Regions from separate parts of the Mus musculus genome. Here region 2 is linked to region 1. Evidence: chromatin loops called from intact Hi-C (ENCODE). Cell type or tissue: left cerebral cortex. All regions are shown on one strand.

Region 1 (8,000 bases):
CACACAAAACCAGCCAAAACAAGCTGGGGTGGTGTCGCATGCCTTTAATCCCAGCACTTGGGAGGCAGAGGCAGGCAGATTTCTGAGTTCGAGGCTAGCCTGGTCTACAAAGTGAGTTCCAGGACAGCCAGGGCTACACAGAGAAACCCTGTCTCAAAAAACCAAAACCAGCCAGTACAATTGGGTAAATGTCAGGACTCTAATGATCATAATTTCAACAAACCAACCACTTGTTTTTTTGAAACAGGGTCTTCCTATGAACCTAGCCTTTAACTCACAGCAATGCTTCTGCCTCACTCTCCTGAATGCTGGGGTTATAGGTATGAGCTTACGCTCCCCTAAAGAGCTAGTGGTCAGTCTCTGTTGTTCAATGCTGTATTCATTTCCACCATGGAGGAAGGCTGCAGCAGCCTTTCCCACCTACCAAGACTCTACATCAAGTTTATAGTGATTGTCTGCCACTCAAGGAATAAAGTCGAGCTCTGAAGACAATCCCGACATGTTGATTTAAGTTGGTGCTGCCGAGCCTTCGCTGACAAGAATTAGTATTTGAGATGGTGGAATCATATTCATGGAAATCAAAAGATTAGAAGTTGTTTGGCCATCTATTTTGGCTCATGCCGTGGTAGGGGATCTGCCTCTTCTTTAAATTGAGTAGTTTTAAAAATCTAATCTGGAAAATGTTATTCAAAGAATGCTTCCTTATTTGTGTTTTAAAAGACTCGAAACAAGAAAATTTGCTCCAAATAAATGGCATTTTGGCAGGGTTTTTTTTTTTTTCACTCAAGTTTAAGTAACACTTTGCTCTTTTAAAGTACACATGTGAAAATTTTTAACACTAGGTCAATGAGAAGGCTCAGTGGCTAAAGGTACCTGCTAACAAGCCTGAAGCCCTGCGTTCAGTTTCCAGGATCCACTTGATGGGAGGAGAGGGCCAACTCCTGCAAACTAATCCTCTGACTTCACTTGTACACAGGCCCCTGTGCCCCTGTGCTCTTGCATGCACACACAATAAATAAGGTGTAATAAAATTTAAAACCATTGATAATTATCCCCAAAATTCTGGGGCACCATTAGTTAATTCATTAACTTAATTAACAGTTACAGGTTAATTAATTTTGAAACCTTTGTTACATTTGAGTGACATTTGTATTCTTTATAAGTACTTGTATCATTTCAAAGTGATGTTTAATAAAAAGATTTAGCTCCTAGATTGCAGACAGTAAAAGCTGTTTGGCTCAATAGCTTCTAAAAATCAAAAAAGTCTTCATTTTAAAAAAAATGTTCATACCAGACCTGGTGTGTAGCCAGACATGTCTGTGACTCCAGAGCAAGGGAGGTTGAGGCAGGAAGATCTGAGCTAAAGCCAGCCTGAGCTACCCCGTGATCACCTGCCTCAAGCACAGCCTGAGAGCATTTGCCTAACACGGGAAAAGCCCTGGGTTCAATTCCCAGCACTGCAAAATGTTGTGTTCATATTATTACAGAGCACTTAAAATTTGTCTTTAGGTATGTAGGTACTGAGGTCCACTGGGCACTGAGTGTCAGAATCTATTTAATTTTGCTGTTGTTTGAGACATGGCCTCTCTCACCATGCAGCCCCAGCTGGCCTGGAGCTCACAGAGATCTGTTTAGGCTCACAAGCACGCGCCACTGCACCCAGCACGTTCTCAGTTCAGCGTTGTCTAAATTGGTTAAACTGATAGCACCATTTCACAGCATCTTTGGGCCTGTTGAATGAAGCGGTAGTTCTCCAGCTCTTAAAAGCAAAGGATTTTCATCTTGACATACACTAAGCTACGGGTACCGGGGGCGAGACTGTCGCAATAACTTGTACTTGCTCCCGACCGGGGAGACCGTGTACTTCATTGCGTCTGTCGTGGTGCTTTACAATGTGGAGGAGCAGCTGCAGAGGCATTACGCGGGCCACAACGATGACGTCAAGTGGTGAGTCCCCACAGACAGGTCGGCAGGACATAGGTGAACTAGCCTTAGCCAAAAGAATTCAGCATCAGGGCACAAGCCAGGGGTGGGGTGGTGCAGGGCTCTGAAGGTGCAAAGCTCTTCTTTCTATTCGCCGTGTTGTCTTTGGGCTCCCTAATTCTGCTCTCTGTGCTTCTATGTGACCAGATTATCTGAGGGAAAAAGCTTCAGGAAGCTTTCTTAACATCCTGAATGTTAAAGACTTCAAATTGGGTCTCTAAGTTTAGAAAAACGTGCTTTGTGTGCAATGGCAGTGGTGGGCGGGGCCTGGGTGGTGGGCGGGGCCGGGCCGGGGCGCAGTAATTTAAAAAAAGAAAAAGAAAAATTTATAAAGTTTAAGAAAAAAAGTTTAGGCCGGGCGTGGTGGCACACACCTTTAATCCCAGCACTCGGGAGGCAGAGGCAAGCAGATTTCTGAGTTCGAGGCCAGACTGGTCTACAGAGTGAGTTCCAGGACAGCCAGGGCTATACAGAGAAACCCTGCCTCGAAAAATGAAAACGTGCTTTGCTGTGTACATAGGTCTGAGTCTGGCATGCCTATGGATCATAGTATAGCTTAGGGAAGACCTTGCAGTGGGTAGATGGGTTTGTGGTCCTACTGACATGAGACGTCTTTCCTAATTAACACACCCAAAAATGACTTGTAGAAAAGGGTGGCGACTAAGTCAGTGGTTCTGAGAAGGAAATGCTATTTTCCCAACAAAGGATGCCTTTCCTTAAGGTTGGAAGTTCCCGAAAGGAAATCGGGCATTCTGATGAATGAAATAGCATTTGCTGGCTAAGGTAGTTGGGGTGAGTCTGTTAGAAGCTAGGCAGTGTGGATTTCTTATGTTTAAACTTTTGGAAGATTGTAGAAGTAAAGTGCACCTTTGTGTGGGGTTGTCTGATAATTATCCTTATTTTAGCCTAGCGGTCCATCCTGACAGGATCACCATAGCAACGGGACAAGTGGCGGGCACATCTAAGGATGGAAAGGTGAGGTTTCCTCCTTGTCTTTCTGACTTTGATAAAGACCTGGCGACAACCTCCTGGCGACATTGCTGATGATGAGTCTGCCTGGTCGTTGTAGTCACAGCATTTGAGAACCATTGGGTCCTCACCAGGGGCTCTCACTGCAAACTGAATGTTCCATCGTGACCTAAGCCCCACCCTGAGCTTCCTCATAACTTCAGCCAGTTTTAAAATAGCATTGCTGCTGGTTGGGATGGCACACATCTTTAACGCCAGAGTTCAGGAGGCAGAGACAGGCAGGTCTGTGGGCTCTGTAACAGGACACTGTCTTTAAAAATAACATACAGCAGCCACAACACATTAAAATCGCATTGTCTTATCAAAGAATCGATCAGTTCCTGAAATCCTTATCTCCATACATGATCAACACGAAAATATACCAATCTAAGCAGCAGAGTTAAAATCACCAAGTAACCATATGTTATGGGATGTCCTTGACTGTGGGTGCCTGCCAGTCATTTCTTCAGTGGGTGGACTTTATGCCTTGTGCTGATCACAGAGGCTCCTGGGAGCTTCAGGCAGACAGACTGCAGACGCTTTAACAAGGCTTCAGTCTGGCTTGGAAGGAAGGAGGTGAGGAACCTGACAAATAGGAGACGTCCAAGCTGGCATCCACGAGTGACTGTCATGTTTTATCAAAACTCTCACAGCCTCTTAAGTCCCTGTTTGTACAGCTTTGTCCCGGTGTGAAGCTAATCAGGACAGGAACCTCCATTTTTTTTTATCAATGTGTATCTGCCTAGAAACTGCTCTCTTATCTGAACAGATGTTTTCATGATACCAAATTTTAGCTGTTGGTTTCATGCTGTTCTCTATGAGTGTTCCACACTTGCAAAGATCGATAACAGAAGCCAGGCTGCTGTTATGTAAACTCACATAAGGAGCAGTTGTTCATGTTTTAAAAAGAAGGAAACCCTGGAAGAACTCTTTGAAATTAGAAACTGTTTCTTCCGCCCTCTAGTGGCACGAAAGTGTATTTCCATTTTTGGCATCCTGATTGAATCCTTACTATAGAACTAGAGAGAGATTTACAGCTGTCTGAGTAGACTTTTTGACCTGTGAAGAAACCTAGAGAGACCACATGCTGGTGTCTGGTGCCTGGCAACTGGCTATTTGGGGACAAGGCTAAACAAGAGCAAGGTTTGCCTATCACTTGCCTGCCAGCCGGCACAAATCCAAACCCTTTCGCGATGATGGATCTGTTGACTGCACTGTGGTGCTATTTGGTGAAATGTCGTTTCTAAAATTTAGAGAAATGCAAATATACAAAAGGCGTGTCTGTTCCTCTGGTATGGGTGTTGGAGAGTGGATAGTCAAAGTTTAAAACTTGAGAGCCTTCTCCCGACATCTCCATGGTTCACGGGCCTAGAGTTTCCTTAGGTCACTGCGAATGTTTTCATTGAGTTGAGTCCTCAGATACAGAAAAAAGACTTTGTTTGGCAAAACCGAAGTCACTGTCAAAATAATTTTATGGTTCCAAGGTAAAGAGAAGTAATTACCCAACAGTCACAAATGATGGCTGTGTTCTTTTCAAACAGCAACTGCCACCACATGTGCGCATCTGGGACTCTGTGACACTGAACACTCTGCATGTCATTGGAATAGGCTTTTTTGACCGGGCTGTCACCTGCATCGCATTCTCAAAGTCTGTAAGTATGAGAATGTACAGGGACACATTTCCGACCAAACATTTCTAGCCACCAGGCTTCCAGCCTTTCTCAAGGCATGCTAGCCCAACACACCCATCCTCGAGCCACTCGCTCGTCCGTGTACGCATCCTCACATCAGATGTCCCTGTTTGTGTGATATTCTTGTGCTTTGCTCTGCATATAATCCTAAAACAGCCGTGGGCCTGGCCAGGAAAGCCGGCCTCAAGAACAATGGAGTATGCATTCCTCATCTCTGGTATAATGGACCCTTGGTGTGTGTTGGGGGTGGGATGTGCAGGCAGGTGGGGGGTGAGCGTGCATGTGCGTTCATGCAGAGGCTGCAGTCAACCTCTCCTGTTGTTCTTTACCTTGACTTTGAGACAGCGTCTCTCACTGAGACCTGGGCTCTCTGTTTAAGCCAGGGCAGTTGGCTAGAAAGCTCTAAGCATCTGCCTGCCTCTGCATCCCAGTGTTGCCATTAGAGTGCACACCACCACAGCCCAGCTGCGGGTCCTGGGGATCGAACTTGGGTCCTCAGGCTTGTGCGGCAAGCTCTTTACCAGCTAGGCTCTTTACCTAGCTCTGTAATGAGCTCTTAATTAAAAGTAAAATAATCAGGGATAGAGAGATGGTTAAGAATACTGGCCTTCCAAAGGACTCGGGATCGATTCCCAGCACATACATGGCAGCTCACAGCTGTCTGTAACTCTAGTTTCAGGGGATCTGACACTCTAATACAGAAATATATGCAGGCAAACACCAATGCACATTTTTTTTTAAAAAAAGTAATCCCCAGGCGGTGGTGGCGCACACCTTTAGTTCCAGCACTGGGGAGGCAGAGGCAGGCAGATCTCTATGAGTTCGAGGCCAGCTTGGTCTACAGAGCTAGTTCTAGGACAGCCAGGGCTACTTTCACAAAGAAACCCTGTTTCAAAAAAACAAAACCAAACCAAACCAAAAGTAAAATCAACGCTCATTTTTAATCGTGTTGGTCCCACTTGGGTCTCAGTGCAGTCTTCCTGCGAATCACTTTTTCTTGGCAGAACGGAGGAGGCCATCTCTGTGCTGTGGATGATTCCAACGATCACGTGCTGTCCGTGTGGGATTGGCAGAAAGAAGAGAGACTGGCCGACGTGAAGGTTCGCATGAGCCACTTACTGTGATGTCCCACAGGGCACTGCCTGCACAGCCAGCAGGCTCCAGGGCCACCCACAGTCCCCACCCCCATGAGACCCTGCCTAAGACCTGCCAGGGTCTGTGGAACTCTTCGTTTTCCTTATTTCATAGTGCAAGCCTAATTTTAATTATTTTAATCATTTGATTTAATTAATTTTAGACAACCAGTCACTTCTTTGCTGGCTTTTATTCATATAACAAACCCAGGAAACCACTATGTGCTGGGCTGCCACCCGTGAGGAGGGCTGGAGGTGGTCAATGCTTGAGGCATGCTCAAGACCAGCCACTCTGTGGGACTGCAGGAGACATGGATACCAGCACCCCTGAGGTCGGGACTCTGCCTCAAGTCAACTTCACCCAAAACATTGAATTGACACACCTATAGTTCTCTCAATGCTCCCTTCTGTCAAGAGCACCCCTGGATTCCTATTTTCATAGATCCCACTTCTCGTTTCTCCTCTTGGCATCTGTCGGCCTCGGTTAACCTGACTTATGCAACCCCAGGGAAACTATCAGCCAGCCTTCTTTGCTCAAACAGCCTTACGGGAGGTTGCTCTCAGAAAGCCTTAGCTACCCAGCTTTCTGTCTAGTGTCTGGGATGCAGACAGGTGTTCTAATCGGATGTGTCTCCTGGCCTGACATTCTGTCTTCTAACATTGCCAACAGAGATGTATGTTGTTCACCCCTTGTGCCAGGTTAGAAGCAGCCAGGGGCAGAGGACCAGCCGGGATTAAGAACATAGAATTGAATCATTACATAGAAGCAACAGTCAGGGATTAGATGCGACAGACCAGGACACCAATCCTGGAAGTCAGAATATGGATTGAGCTCTGCTAGAGCAGCTGCCAGAGAGCCACCTCATGGGACCCCAAACTGACTTAGGTCGTTGATGCAGAAGCAGAAGCAAGAGAAGTGGGGGACCTGGCAGCCACAGTAAGGCAGGCTCACAGGGCTGCGGTACATGCAGAGTCCTGGGTCCTTCATAGGGACCCCAGTCACTAGAAAGGGGGAGGGGGTGTGACACCTGGATGTCACCACCCAAGGAGTGACCCCAGTGCTCAGCTAGTTGCAAAGCTGCCTTCTTGGTCCTTGTTGACATCTGGCTTCCAGCCACACAGCAGAAAACAAAGAAGAAAACTGGCAGCAGCCAGAATAACCGGGAAGGTGAAGTCGGTGGGGCTTGAGAGACTCAGTGCCCCACTCGAACAGTTTTGTTAAGCATCCTAAGAGGCCTGCGGCATTTGATGCTCTGCTTTGCTTTGTCTTAAAGTGTTCGAACGAAGCGGTATTTGCGGCGGACTTCCACCCCACAGACACCAATATCATAGTCACCTGCGGGAAGTCACATCTCTACTTTTGGACCCTAGAAGGAAATTCCCTTAACAAGAAGCAAGGGTTGTTTGAGGTAAACTGTGCCTGCCATTTCAGTTTTCCTGCATGGCACCTGGGAGGGGCTGGGTTATAAGGGAGCGCTGAGATACTTCAGTCTTAGTGATTGTTTTAGTGATAAATATGAAGGTGTAGATAAAAAGGTGCTCCCTTGGGGTTCCCCGTACAGTTGGGAAGTCCTCCGGTCTTGAGGATCTCCCCAGTAATAAAATGGAGATGGAGGTCCAGACCTCCTGGTGGGGCAGCTAGCTGCAAGGAGCCTGCATATGGGCACTGGTTGCTAGGGACTGGCAACCTGGCTTTGCTAAGGTAGACAGGACCCTGTCCATCATTCTATGCTTGACAGCATAGCCCCTCCCTTATGTCCCCCTTACCACCACCCTGCTTAAACTCTCTGCAGCTTTGGGCTTCATTCCCCAGCCATTGAGTTGTCCGGAATTTCTTTCTCCTAGAACAAGTACTCTGGAAGAACATGTCTCCTGACGGTACATAAAACTAAAAACTCCCAACTCCAGAGGCTGGCGTGGTCCAGCTGGAGTTGCTGGGACTCTAACTTAACACAAATAAAAGGCTGTCTTCGGTAAATAACATTCCCACACTTACTCATTACATTCCACAGAAACAAGAGAAGCCAAAGTTTGTTCTCTGCGTGACGTTTTCTGAAAATGGCGACACCATTACTGGAGATTCAAGCGGCAACATCTTGGTGTGGGGGAAAGGTAATGAGCAGTTCTCCTAAAGCCATTCAATGTCTTTGGTAATGCGGTGACTAAGACATTGGCGGTGGGGTTT
Region 2 (8,000 bases), 78 kb before region 1:
TATGCATGAGTGTTTGTGCCTGCCTTGCATGTGGATGGAGACTAGCGGACAGCTTGCAGAGACTGACTCTCTCCTTCCACTGTGTGGGTTCAGGGAACTGAGCTCAGGTCATCAGGCTTAATGGCAGTTACCTTTACCAACTGAGCCATCTCAGCAGCCCCCTTATTAATCATCTTAGTCACTTCTGATGTCGGTAATACCGGTGGCTGTCTCTTAGCTATGACTTCTGGTCAGTTTTTCGAAATGACTAAAACTTTAAAAGTTCTAGCTGGATCTAGGAACTCCGGAGGAACCACCTGGACACTGAGGCATCTCCAAGCCCGTGTTAAACTTTCACACATTCTCTCTCATGCGATGGCAGAGCTCTGACTTAGAAGGATAGGGTAGGGTCCCTGGTGGCAAATCAAAAGGGAAAGCCTGCGTGGGAGTGTGAGGGTGCGTGCCCTGCCCATGGGAGGATGCCTAATTGCCGCACGGGCCCTCCACCCAGCGAGAAGCCCATTTTATAAGTAACCACAAGCATTTATGACATTATAAACAAGCCAAGTGCTTGGAGTGGGGGAAAAAACCCTAAATTGTGTTTTAAAAGCTATCACTAATCATATAGAATTTATTTCTGAGATTATGAGAGTCCCTTTCACACATATTTTTAAATTTAAAAGAAGTAGTTGGGATGTATGTCGAAGAAAAGAGAAATAACACCTGCTGTAGGAGTTTCTTCATGCCCTGAAGCTAGTAGCCTCAAAATTTGCATTGCTGAGGACACAGAAAACGGCTCCAAGCCTCGCGCGTTCTGAAGGCGTTCCCTCCAGTGACTCAGTCTGCTCTATTTTGTAATTAGAAGTTTTTCTTTAATGAACTATTAGTTGTCCTTTTTAAAATCTTGGATCAGCCAGGAGAAAGAGGGCAGGTTCTAGTATTGGGGAAATGGTCTAAACGCTTTCAGAAAGATTGCTAATAAAAAGGGGGTAAAGCCTCTTATATGCTCTTATGACCATCGATGATGGAAACCTCCCATGGCCTGACATCTGACAAGCACATTTCCTATCCTGCTGGGAGCATGGCTCTTTCCATACAGACTGGGGAGTCTTCACTTCAGTCAGCACAAAGTATATGTCCTCTAAACAAATGATTTTTGGGAGGAGACTTTTATTTGTTTTTTTTTTCCTAAGAGCATAGCATTTATTACTTATTTAAGAACCAGGTACAGGAGGCTGGAGAGATCACTCAACGGTTAAGAGCACCAGCTGCTCTTCCAGAGTACCAGGGTTCAATTCCCGGCACCCACATGGCAGTTCCTGACTGTCTGTAACTCCAATTCCAGGGCTTCTGATTCTCTCACATATATGCTCACATACATACATATAGGCACAACATCATTGCACATAAAATAGAGATAAATAATTTGCTTTTAACAACAACAACAACAACAAAGAATCAGGTACAAGGTGGGTGTACACTCCCTGTAATCCCAGTGGAAGGTAGGGCATCCAGGAGTTTAATATTGTCTGTACCCAGCGAGCTCAAACAGCCTCAGCTGTGAGATCCTACCTTACCACCTCCATTCCCACACCCATTCTCCACCTGCAAAAAAACCCCAGGTAGACACACTTCTGGCTTTATTTATTCAGAACTCTACCTTTCTTTAAAAACACATGTGGAGTGGAAAACCATATGTTTGCCGTGTTCTCCTAGGCCGCTGGTGGTCATCCTTCTTTATTCTGCTAGCTTTTTGGAAAATATTTAAACTCTTGGCCTTGAATAACGACTCTTACAGGAGCAATCTGGCTTACAATATATATGATGGCTGAAGGCCCAGCCCACCACGACCCAAGCCTGGGGGCTTCTCATGGGACACTTCTTTCAGGGGGCTTTGTAGTCAGAGGGAGGGGGAACCAGCTGGAGGCCACAGGTCCCTAAGGATGCTGACTGTATTGGGGTACAGTCCTGGACAGATGGTGTACTTTGCTCTGTACACCCTTTGTAGAGGATACTGCCTCTGGAGTGCAGTTGAGGGTTCCCAGCTGTGGCCTTTCAGGCAGCACAAAGCTACTCTGGAGAAGGCTTAAAAGCTATTTGGTAAACTAAGCTGGTTTCCGGTGAACACCTACAGTAGGCTGAGGGCAATGTAGAGTTGGGAGATGGCTCAGTGGGTAAAGTGCTGGCCATTCAAACAAGAGGACGAGGATTTGGATCCTCAGCACCTATATCCAAAGCCAGGGACAGCAGTCTGTATCTATAGCCCACCCCAGCACTGGGGAGCAGAGGCAGGAGGGCCTTGCTAACCACCAGTCTAAGTAAAATCCAGGTTCAGTGAGAGGTCCTGTCGCAAAAAGAAAGTGGGGAGCAACTGAGAAAGACCCCGGATCTCTGCTCCAGCCCCACACATGCACAGACACAGACACGTACACATATAATACTCACACATACACAGACAGGTGCACACATTTAACACGCTTATGCACAGACACGGACACGTATACACAGAACTCACACATGCGCAGTCATGGACACATAAAACACACAACTGTGTGCAACACACACACATATACATGTGCACAGACATGGACTCGTACATGCATAACACACACAACGAAATGTTCACTGCGTGACCCCTCTAGACATGGAAGGCTTTGTGTTCTCAGCTCGGTCTTTGCCTGTTTGGTTTGAAGGGTCTTCCCTATCTACTCCTCCAGACTCCGCCCTCAGCCCCCTCCATCCAGTCTTTGTGTATTCTACAAGAATGTAGGCCCCAACTGTGCACATTGTCACACTGTTCTCAGGCTCCAGTGACCCGCTGGGCCCTCTTGCCCTGCCCTTTAGGAAGCCCTACTGTGCTCATCAGTAGTAAAATGTCAACATCTTTTTTTTTTTTTTTTTTTTTTTCAGTTACTTAGTGACCACAAAACAGCTTGTGCTAAGCCCACTAAGGAACTATGGGAGAGTGCTGCAGGTGTTAGGGTGTCAGGGCACTCAGGAAAACTTGGCTGATCTTTCCAACCCACTCACTGCCCGCCAGTGGGCAGGAGGCAGGAAGGACAATCCAGACCTGGGAAAGCCGCAGGAAGCTCAGAGTGAAGAGTAGAGATACAGGAGGATGGAGTGAGGCCGAGGCAGGGGAATGACCTGAACAAACTTTCAGCTGTCCTTTTCTTTCTTATTTTAGATAGAGATTTCTGTATTTTGCTCATACAGGCCTTGAACTTCAGCCCCAGTGTAATCCTCCTCGTCTTTATCAATGGCCGTCACCTCTTCTGGGTAGATATTTAGCTCTGAAAGGTCGCTGTCAGTGGTGCAGAGGGTAGTCTGGAAGAGCAAGCAAAAGTGGATATGGGAACCAGAGGCTGAAATCCAAGGAGAGGCTGTGGCAATTTATGCAGGGTGTGTGTGGGGTTCAGGAGAGACCGTGGGTGACAGCATCTGCACTTGGGGAGGGAGCTGGAACAGTACCTGGGCTTGCGGCTCCTCTAAGGTGGAGACAGGAGACAGATGGACGAGCAGAGAACAGGGTCACTGTTGGTCTGTGAGGGACTTGGATGTGAATCCGAGGTGCTGAGCAGACCAGGCCAAAGGATCTGGAGCCTCAAGGTGCCAGGATGGGAGCTGGCACTTTGCCAGCCATCAGCACCAGCAGTAATTACATCACCACCTAGAGAGCTCGAGACACTGGAGTGCCCTTTCTCAGTGACAGAAGCCTGCAACTCCTCTCTCTCTGTCTCTTTGGCATCCAAGATCCTCCAGGGCGTGCACTTAGCATTCCTGGATCCTTAGGGCTCCTCCACCTACTGTGCCTTGGCTCCCTGGTAGGTAAGGTGCCCTGCCTGATTTATGCTCTTCCCAGTTTGGTTCTCTGGGTCTTCTGTGCAGTGCCTGGCACAGAATGGGTTTCCTGGAGAGTGTTCACTGGGTCTATACAGGGCCGGCACGTCTTACTGTGAGACGCGAGATCCTGTACACATTTAGTAATCCTCCCTCCCTGGGGAGCGGGTGAGTGCGCATGGACACTTGGAAGACAAACCCAGCAATCGTGAATGAGGGACCGTGAGTGGTGGGTCTGACCGAGTCAGACGTCTCCAGCACTCTCATACAGAAGCGCGCTAGCTGGACACTCACTTACTAAGTAGAAGCATTCGCTGAAAGCATATGGTGGTTAGCAGTCTTAGCACGTTATTTCCTGCCAGAGTAACTGACATAATGAAGTCGCTCTTGGCAAAGTCAGAATTTTTAGCAGTAAAAAGGATTTGACTTAAATACCACCCCGCAAAGAAATTACATAACAAGAATTTTAACACTCCTAAGGAAATTATGCTTCAGTTGGGAAGTGATTGGATGGAGTTGGGCTCTCTCTCTCTCTCTTTCATGCTATATAGGGTTTACAAGGTGTTTTAGCCCCAGTTGTAGGCATCCCTGTTGGGACGGCTAAGCAATAGCACTTAGAGCTGATCATCATCTCTGGAGTGGCTTCGCAAGCACACCACACCCATAGTGAAACGCACTCGGCTGCCGCTCCCCAGGGAGGGTGAAGATCTAATGGGGGCTCGGCCGGCTGGGGAGGTTGGCAGGGCTTCAGACGGTCAGTGCCGTGGGGAGGAACAGAGTATGCACTCATGGCTCCCCAACTCCAAAATCTGCTTGCTGGGCTTCTTTCCTGCTTCAGTGGAATAAAAAATGTGTTCAGACTTCGTTTCATGCTTAATTTTATCTAACACCACAGAGTGACTGTTTCCCAAGTAGAGGTTGGCATTTGGAAGATAGGAACCATGTTCTCTTTATCCAGCAGAGAGTGTGTGCTCGTGTGTGTGTGTGTGTGTGTGTGTGTGTGTGTGTGTGTGTAGGTTTAGCAGAGCAAGAGAGAGCAGTCCCCCTGTTGTGGAGTGTGTCCCTAATCATCAGGAGTTGGTTTGTGCACTTTGCATGTATTTCCTTGGTTGATTCTGACAACAGGGCTCCGGAGTGGCTACTCTGTGTCCATTTTGTTGATGAGGAAACAGGGCCAACATTTTAAGGAATTTGTTGGAGGTTAAGTTCAGAGACTAGGGTTTGAACCCAGGCATTCTGGCTCCAGTGCTTGGGCCATACTGAATAGTAGGTTATGTTGGATAAAGGTGGGTCCGGAGACAGAATGGCTGTAGTCAGGAAGGGGGATGAGGAGGCAGCTTGAGTTTGGCCCTGGCCTGTGGGATAGTTGGTGCTCACCTTAGTCGGCCAGCTCTGCTTGCCTGTCACCTGGTGAGCTGCCACAGGTCTTGGTACAAGTGTCATTATTGCTGAAGCCTGGATATGGATAGTGTTGGGCACGCCCGTTCCCAAGGCTTCGTGTGCTGAAATTCAATATGGGAAGGTGATCCAATGGTGGTGATTAGAGGTGGGGACTTAGAATTAGCTGTGGTTGTTAGTTGGAGTCCTGTAATTGAATCTTAAGAAGAGGAATGCCAGAAGGGAGGGACACACACCACACTTAACACACGCACACACATCATTTACCACACACACTTCTCTACATGAATACACACACACTTCATACTACACACACACATACATACACACACATACCACATATCATATATACATACATGTATACATATACCATGTACTACACACACATACATAACACATACCTCATATCATACACACTTATATACATGCATACTCACACCATGTAGTACACATACATATACATACATACACATACCACACATACATGCAAATACACATATACTACATCCCACACACTTACATACATACATACACACATTATACCTGCCAGCTCTTGTCTCATCCCATGATGCTCTAGGCTGCCTTGGGTCTCTGCCTACCAGAGGCCATCACTGTGTGGAGTCCCTCAATCTTGGACCTCCAGATTGTGAATCAAAATACCCTTTTTTCTTGATAACTTATGTGAAGGTGTTTATGGTGGTATGTCTTGGTAACAGAAAACCAGTGAAGACAACTGATATCACATATTTTTTTTCTTATTGCTGTTTGTTTTTAAATTATACTTCATCACACTTTTAAAAACAGAAGCCTTACTTATGTCTGAATTCTAAGATGTCTTACAGCTTGAGCCTTAGGAAGTGCCCAGGCTCAGCATCTCACTTAGCATCTCTGAGCTTCCTTCTGCCTCACGGCTCAGTGGGGCAGCCTTTCCTCCCAGAAATCCTTGCACCCAACCACTTGTACTTTCAGAAGTTTCTGAACATGGCTGGCTGTCTTACACATATTCTTTCTTACTATAACCCTGTCCCAGCCCCTCTCCTCATACTTCAGAGCCCACTGCACACCATGGGGACCGGATGTAAGTCAGCGCAGCTGACTTGGTGTGCACGCTAACCCCGAGCCAGACCAGGACCTCCTGGAGGACAGACAGCGGTCTGTGTCAGCCACTGTGTGGCCAAGATCTGCTTGCCCAGCCAGAGTGAATCTTCTCAGAGTGGAAATACTAAGCGGGAGCTTTAATCTTCTTAGAAAGCTTTAGCATCCTGGGCTCTGTAGCTCTGTGCAGAGCAAGCACTTGCCATGTGTGAGGGTCTGGCTTCCACACCCCATCCCAAATAAACAAAAAGGAAGGGACAGACTGTGGCTCAGGGTGCCTGCCTGGTATGTGGGGCGCCTTTGATTTAATCCTCAGTGCTGCCAAAGAACACTACAGTAGGATGGCTTGCGTCAGACACTGCTGTCGCCTCTGTAGCTGTGTGTGGAAGCTTCCGTTACCACTTCCAACTTGTTCTATTAACCTTCCGACTTTCCTTAGCCTAGAAAAACATAATCATGGGAAGACACATGTGACATAGAATGCTCCGCCTTAACCATGTTTGAGTATGTAGATCAGAGACAAGAGTTCATCCAGGACCTGTCCATGGAGCTCTGTTTCTCGTTCCAAGGGAAAACTCTGAAAAGTCCCTCTCCACAGGATGCGGCCCTGCTCTCCTTCCCTCCCCCTGCCCCCTATGGTGGCCGTTCTACTTGGTCACTGTGACTTTAAACACTTAGGAACCCCAGCTGAGCACAATCGTGCACCTCTGTCTTTCTGTAAATGGTTCCCTCCGGGACCCTTTTGAGAAACAATGGTCTCCTGAAGTCATGGGATTCCAGACCTAATGTCTAACTAATGATTCAGAGTCCGGTGTGGAGTGGGATAAACACCCATGTGTTCCAGCTGTCACACGCCACAAGCACGTGAACTAGACCACACGCACTAGCTCACGCGCACTAGCTCACACGCCACGCTCTAGGAGCCTTTGCCCGGCCTACACAAGTCTGCAGTTTCACCTCTGGATTCTGAGTGCTAAATGAGCTTCGTCTTCCAACTAGGGCCAGGGTGTGCTCACACTCAAGAACAGCACAGGACATCGGGATGCTGGCTCTGAGACCAGCCTGTCTTGTCCAGCCATCTAGGAATCCTGAATCTTCTGGGTTAAGCAGAGGAGAGACAGGCATATGTGCTGGGCTGGGAATTGGGGGTTGGAGGACAGAGATTTAAGCAGTTTAGAGAGCTGACGAGGGGCGCATGTTTGCTAAAGAGTCCCGTAACATCTGCTTTCAGATCCAGTAGCTTACATTCTCTCTGCACTAGCTCAGATACTAAGAAAGGAAACAGCAGATGCAGGGCCCGGGACGAGGGAGGATCTGGCTGCAGTCTTGGAATATCTCTGAGTTTTTCTCTCTTTCTCTGTCTTTTTTTTTTTTTTTTTCCTATGATTGCTTTTGCACGTTTGGCACAATTTTCTGACACGAACGCCTGATTGGGGCTTCCAATTTCCAGGGCCATTTAAAGAGATAAGCAAGCAAAAGCTGCGCGTGCTTTGAAGCAATAATCCTTGGAAATGAGCACAAAAGACGACGTGCGTTCTGTCTAGAACGTTCTCTGGAACTGACAACAGATAACTTTTCCAGAGGCTGGGAGCACAGTCTATGCAGATAGACAGAGCTCACTCAGTCTGTCTAGGCTTTGTCTGATGCTGTTGAGATGGCGAACTGGCTTATTTTTCCTGATCTCACAA

The links. Hi-C counts contacts between places; a loop is a spot of excess contacts. Peaks named below come from ENCODE experiments on the same cell type or tissue, not always from the same donor. Only the 100,000 strongest peaks of a DNase experiment are listed, where the experiment ranks them.
Region 2: a loop joins it to region 1, with 9 times the contacts of the local background. A loop is called at or near these places in 1 of 42 quality-filtered maps.

Annotation. Positions count from the first base shown.
Region 1 is chr12:108,507,289-108,515,288 of GRCm38, forward strand. It overlaps Eml1 (echinoderm microtubule associated protein like 1), which reads left to right. Exons shown (of 22, transcript NM_001043335.1): 7 at 1,798-1,947; 8 at 2,889-2,958; 9 at 4,533-4,643; 10 at 5,687-5,782; 11 at 7,090-7,224; 12 at 7,828-7,927. Among named protein-coding and RNA genes, the nearest start is that of Evl, 43 kb to the right of the region's middle. In left cerebral cortex, a CTCF peak has its summit at 3,952 (motif pointing left); DNase peaks (open chromatin) are centred at 1,830, 3,480 and 3,907; H3K27ac peaks cover 1,426 bases.
Region 2 is chr12:108,429,162-108,437,161 of GRCm38, forward strand. All of the region lies in intron 1 of Eml1 (echinoderm microtubule associated protein like 1), which reads left to right. Among named protein-coding and RNA genes, the nearest start is that of Eml1, 10 kb to the left of the region's middle. In left cerebral cortex, no CTCF peak of the experiment used is centred here; DNase peaks (open chromatin) are centred at 3,494, 4,151, 6,636 and 7,611; H3K27ac peaks cover 3,662 bases.